2 separate regions of the Homo sapiens genome follow, and region 2 is linked to region 1. A link is a contact called in ENCODE Hi-C or POLR2A ChIA-PET data. All regions are on one chromosome and are shown on one strand. Each heading gives the region's core, a stretch centred on a gene start or an enhancer-like site at or near the end of the contact. The rest is flanking DNA. Distances are from core to core; before and after follow the strand shown.

The links. Hi-C counts contacts between places; a loop is a spot of excess contacts on that map. ChIA-PET counts read pairs that join two places held with the same protein, here RNA polymerase II (POLR2A). Pooled maps may share reads with other maps.
Region 2: a loop to region 1 is called in a map of PC-3, with 8 times the contacts of the local background. The contact joins the promoter of CARMIL1 here to the enhancer-like site in region 1. A Hi-C loop is called at or near these places in 15 of 168 maps with a recorded cell type or tissue (CD8-positive, alpha-beta T cell, Caco-2, Calu3 and 11 more), 6 of 37 single-sample maps with no recorded cell type and 19 of 50 pooled maps. POLR2A ChIA-PET finds 5 or more read pairs at or near these places in 5 of 52 experiments (A673, BJ, HEK293 and 2 more).

The regions. Positions count from the first base shown.
Region 1 is chr6:25,222,016-25,225,057 of GRCh38, reverse strand. No RefSeq gene overlaps it. Among named protein-coding and RNA genes, the nearest start is that of CARMIL1, 56 kb to the left of the region's middle. Within about 2 kb of position 1,422, at least 3 of the 41 ENCODE cell types and tissues checked have a DNase peak (open chromatin) inside an H3K27ac peak, as active enhancers do; they include heart right ventricle, where a contact is called at or near this core.
Region 2 is chr6:25,277,923-25,280,964 of GRCh38, reverse strand. CARMIL1 (capping protein regulator and myosin 1 linker 1) reads right to left here and starts at 1,591. Exons shown (of 37, transcript NM_017640.6): 1 at 1,130-1,591. The coding sequence starts at 1,169. RefSeq lists a silencer at 1,394-1,863.

The DNA.
Region 1 (3,042 bases), core at 173-2,672:
CCTGGTCCAAAGCCACAGTCCAAGATTCCTTTTATGATTTCCCTAAATTTCTGAGGCTTGCTCCCTCATGCTTCTCTTTGTGTCCCCTGCCACATCTGTACCTGTGGTTTCAGATCCATCTTGTGGCACCACAGTGCGAATCTCAGCCTTCTCGCCAGTTTCTACACAAACACTCATGTTAATGGTAATCTATTGAGTTAACAATTTAACAAGGAACTTTAAGGTAGTTTGGAGGTGCTCCTGGAGAGGGGTTATACGCCCAACCACACTGCCCTCTGCCATCCTGCTGGCTCCTCCTCCGTTTTTCCCAACTTCCTCCTCCTTTAGAGCAAGGAATTACTTTTCTTGTCTAGAACTGAGTGATCAACCCAGAGTCAAGGTCTCGCCTTCAACCTCAATGGGCTTATCCATGAATTTTTCTAAGAAATCTCCAAAAGGAATTTTCATGCCATTTGCTAAGAGAATTCGATTCTCCTCTAATATGTCCTCTTGTCATATTAGCATTCGGGGGTGGGGGCGGGGCAAACAGTTTATGTAGACACAGAAATTGATGCATGTGGTGAAATGCTGGGAGACACCTGGAGGGGAGAGGAGGGCAGCTGTTCTATTTCTTGTGATTGGTGGGACAGGAAGCAAGAATGAGTGAAAATGAAGATAAACCTGTATGGGGGCAGGATGTGTATGGGGGTGGGATGGAAGAGTGAAGATTTGAGGGTTTGTGGGCTCAGTAGTCTCTGTGGGGGCAAGATCACTTGCTGACAGGGGATGGACAGAACTGAAGGTATGAGATTCTCGCTATAGAGAGGAGTGAGGGAAGGAGAAGGGATGAGGGGAGAGATGCTGTTTTTAGATAAGGAGAAGTATTGACAAGATGAATGGAGTATTCTTCTGAAATCGGAAAGTATACCTTTGTGAAGATACCAGTTCCCACGGTTGTACTTCTCTCTAGAAGCCCCAAATCACTAAGATATAGAAGCAGAGAAGGGGGATTTCAGGATTAATCTGGGGTTGGAGCTTGCAGAGCAGGACAGTGTGAGTTCTAGTGCTTTATTCTGAAGTCCTGGTGAAAAAGGGAAAATTGAGTAGGAAGAAGCCTGCCCATTAGCACTGGGTTGACATTCAGCTCCACTCTGGACCATGTTACCTTGGTGATAATGAAAGTGGAAGGAGGGATGCTTTTCTGCCAATTTTATCTAAGCGTCTTGGGCAGTTTTAATTTAAACGTATGATACTACCTCCATTTTTTCCTGGTATGATTCCTTTCATTTAATTAGGCTCTATTGGTGGAAAGTAGTTGATCTTTGATGACGTTGTTATCTCCTGAACATTATTATATCTCCCGCTCTGGTTTACAGGTTTTTCCTGACTCTTCTCTTCTGCATTACAGCTCAGGACTGCCACCCAGTGGCCTGTTAGCATAGAGCTCTGGAAATGCTGATTTTTTTCTTTAATACAGCCACAGAATAAGACAATAAGAAAATATTTGCTTCCTTGTTGGGGAAAGTAAAATGCAGAACTTCCTATTTACCAGCCAAACAAAAGAAGAATGCATTCTCTCAGGACCTCAGGGACTGTCAGAAAATAAGAAAAGCTTTTTTGACCTTAGTAACCTTTGACATGGTTCTCTGAGACCAAGTGTGTTTAGCCAGGAATTTATACTAAACAGGGAATGGAATGAAAGCAGGATCAGGATTTTGAAGAAAAATACCTCTCAAATTGGGGAGAGTTAGGCAAAGAGATTCTGAATGTAAAGTCATTTGGGGAAGACATAGGCCCTTGGATAAAGCATACTTTTTTTGTTTTCCTATTTTACTTTCTTCCTCACCCTTTAACACATGGAAGATGGGTCCCTGTGTCCTCCAGGTCTGATAGGAGTTGTCAGACTGCCGTTGTTTGAGTTACTTTATTTATTTGGAATTTCTGGATGTGAGAAGCTATGGAAGCCAAGTTCAGATTCAGCCATTCTAATTCTCTTATAAGATATCCTCTGTGAAACAGTGGTGTACATTTCAGTTTTGTTTTTGTAAAAATTGAGTATCAAAATTTTAAAATCCTACATGTTTTATTATCAAAAGATCACTTACAGGCATAAACTCTAGTATAATTTTTAATTTTTTGAATTGTAGATTGTCTTTTTCTTTTTTATCATAGACACTCTGAAAGCTAATTGGGATGACAGAGAAGAAAAAGAGAAAAGAAAGAATCTCGAATAAGAGGCCCAGTGGCCTCACTAGAAGGATGAGAAGATAAGACTTGCTCTAGAGGAGGAAAAATGGCAGCTTCCTTGCCCACTAAGGGGAGACACAGAGACCCTTGAATGCAATGTAGAGTGTCCTTCCTTAGCCCTTATAGCGGTTCTTCAAAGTTGCAACTGTTCCTACAAATGTTATTTACAGCCTGGGACTTCATTAAGCCAGAATATTTCCCTGAACACTACTAGAGATGTGCTCTGTAATATTAGCAAGGTCTTGCTGATACCAAGGGAGGGAAAGTAGGTGAATATCTGTGCATGGCTCTGGAGGCATACCTAGGGCAGTGTGGGTGGAGTGCCAGGCTCTGTTAAGGATTCCCAGTGGGTCAGCCACAAGCATATGGAGTGATGGCTCCTGAACAAAGACTGGGCAGAAAAGTGGGCAGAAGGGAATGCCAGAAATTGGAGACAGAGATAAGATACTAAACACAAACTTTTCCACTTCCTAATTTTGTCTAAGATAAGAAGATTCTAAAAACAAACTTTTCCACTTTCTCATTTTGTCTAAGTCCAGCCCTGCTTGCATCCAATGGAAGATAAAAGATTAAAACTAGAGATTATTTTCAACAAGCATGAATTGAGGACCTACTATAATTGGTTTATTGAGCAATCTTGCTTCACTGGACAATGAAAGTAGGAAGACATTATTTTTTCCTGTCATTGCTTTTACCTGGGCTCTGCAAAATATCCTTTTCCTGACACTTAATGAAATCTTGGGGAGATTTAATAATGTCAGGATCAGTTTGGTTATTAAACATCATTTTGTTTAAAACTCCAATCATATCCTATTC
Region 2 (3,042 bases), core at 342-2,841, 56 kb before region 1:
ACAAATTCCTCCAAAGTATTATTAGCTAAAAGAAACAACAGAGGGGCAAATTCCACACATGGAGATCAACGGGTGCTCAGAACTTCCTCTTGTTGTCAGCGCCGATTAAACATCATCTTTGTGAGCTGTAGGCTGTGTAGTGTGCCAAGAATGGTACAGGAGGGAATATAGGTCACTAGGGCTCAAAACACATCTGTACACAGACGCACATACCTTGTTACAGTATAACATGCTACACACATATACATGCTTAAACGCTAGGTTTTCAGAACACTCTCCCATCCTATTTCAGCTCTGCCATTTTAACCCTCCAGATAATTAAGTTAAACCCCAAGACTTAACCAGCCCCGCCCCCACCACCACCAAAAAAAAAAAAACCTCAAGGTACTCAAACAATGGGTCACCTTGCACAGCGTAACACACACGGGTTCCCTAAGAGATCCCCTATAGGGAGAATCGGTAGGTTAATCATTATTAAAATAAGGCTTTTATCATTAACCCTCTATTTCCTGGCCTGAGTCTGCGTCAGCCCTGTAACCCTTTCGCTCCCAGCTGGCTACACCAAGCCACACCTTGCCAAGCCCAGTCATTTTACCAGACTAGCGCCCACTCCCCCAAGTCTGCGTGTCAGAAGATCACCTCCCGCGGGGCATTTTCAGGAAAGCGCCTGACACGTGCCGGAGACGACCTACTGTGCGCTCGCCACCTGTCCTTCCAATAGGCTTTCCCGGACTTTCCCGAGTTTGGGGCAGTGGGCTGGGAGCTGTAAAGGGCTCCCCTCGCTTGCAGAACTCCCAAGTCTAAGATGGCCCGCCCCCTTCTTTCGCCAACCTGGATCCCCGCTTCCGGGCAAGAGGAGGTGCCCAGGGCTCACAGTCGAGACCCTCCTCCCACCCACCTCCCGAGGACTCCCGATTCCTCCCCGAAGCCTTCCCTCTCTGCACTTGGCTCTACAGGCGGTCGGATGGGAACAAACTTCCCGGCACCCCCAGTGACCCTGCCCAACACCACTCTGCCCTAAGGGGCGCCAAGACTTCTCGAGACCTGCGGGAAAGCAGAGGTGGGAAGGGAGAGAGAGGTGAGGAGTACGCAGAGGAAGGTGGAAAACCAACAACCGCGTGAATCTTACCTATCAACTCCCTGGGAACGTCAGAGCTCTCCTCGGTCATGGTTGCCCTGTAGGTGTGGGGGTTATTGCAGGTCCAACTCTGATTTATGGCCCCCTGCCCTTCCCCGAACTCCTCAATTTTTTTAGAGAGGCAGATGCAGCTTGCAAATGGAAGTGGGCAAGAAAAGGGGGGGCGGAGACAGAATTTTGCCGCGCGCCCCCCGCCCCACCAAAAAAAAAAAAAAGAGTTGCAAATGCGAGGCGGATTTGCTGCTGCTGCTACATGACGCCTCCTCGCAGTTCCCGGCGGCTGAATAAGGAGCGGACCGGATTACAAGCGGGCGCGGGGCGCGGGGCGGCTGTGGCGCCTGCTCCTCCTCCCGGCTCGCTGGTCCCCGGCGGGGCTTGGGCCGGCGTAGCTCCCGCCCAGCCTCCGCGCCGCACCTACAGCCCTAGGTGAAAGCGGAAGGCGTGGGAGAGGGCGGGGAGAGCGGCGCGGGGCGGGGGGAGTAGGTTTTCCTCGCGCTCCTGCCGGGCTCCGGCTGGGCGGGGGCAGCTCCGGCCCTCCTCCTTCTCCTCCTTCTCCTTCTCCTCTTCCTCCTGCGTTTCCTCCTCACCTCGCGAGAGCCGGCCTCCGCACCGGTGCGAGGCCGGCCTCCGGTGCCCGAGCGCTGGGTCCCCGGCGTAGGTCGCACCCCCAGGAGAGACGCTGTGCGGTGCTGCGGTGGCGGCGGCGGGCACCGCGCCCCTCCTCGCAGCCTCCCTCCCAAACCGCAAAAGCCCTGCGTCTGGAGAGGGGGCGAGCGGGCTCGCGAGAGAGCCCGGGAGCCATCTGCTGGCTGCGAGGGAGGAGAGCCGGGTGAGCCGGGCTTTCCATTTCCTTGTCCCCACTCCGGGCGGGCCAGGGGACCCAGAAGACGGGAGACGGCAGATTCTGCAGACCCGTCTACACGGAAGCTGGTTCTTTTTGGGACCCTCTTACGCACTTTTTCTTTTTCAACCCTCCCGGTGACATGTCACTTCATCATCGCTATTCTTCATTTCTGATGAGCTAGACGAAACCTGTGAACACTAATCATACCGTGAGAAGACACTTGTGTGTGTGCGTTCAGCTGGTGCTCTGCAGCCGCAGTTCGCTATCTCAGACATTCCCGTTGAGAGCGCCTTGGAAAATGCCTTTCACTCGGAAAAGTCTCTTTTATCCTCGGGGCATATTCAGGAAGCTGAGCTTTAATCACTGGAGCCTATGTAAGCCTGCGGATAGGTCTGATCCTACCTGGGCCCAAACTCCCTATGACTTCCCTGAGCTCCATCCCCAGAGGTTCAACTTCAGGGCCAAGAATACTTTGTGCCTCAATCGCTGCTTTTTAGCCTAGGGCTGGGAATGTCCCAGACTGTCTAATCAGGTTCTGCTTTTAAAGGACAGAAAAGGAGGAAAGGAAAGGGAATCCATGCACTTGGCAATCTAATTTTAAACACTGCTGTTGACCTTGGACCCCTTAGAATCATCTTCAGCCCCACAGCCAGGCCTTACCACTAAGGATTTGCCAACCTGGCCCCTTCCCACCCTCCTTAACCTCTCCCACTCCCTTCTCTATTACAACCAGACTCACTGTTTGCTTCCTCCTTCCTCTTAAGGTTATCTGATTCTTATCTATGTTTTCAAACCCATCCCAATGGTCTACCTTCTTTGTGAATATTTTCCAGGGATTTTCAGATTACTGTGATCCCTAAGCCTCTACAATATGTATTGCCTGAAACACTTTTCTAAACCCAACCATATGGTGTCGTGTTTCATTGCTTGTGTATTTGTCTGGTTTTACTATCTAACTCTTGCATTGTCCCCTGAGTTTGGATTTTTTCTGCCCAACTAGACTGTAGGTGAGTTGAAAGTGGGAATTTATCTTAGACTTTTGAACTTCTTCAACAGCCTA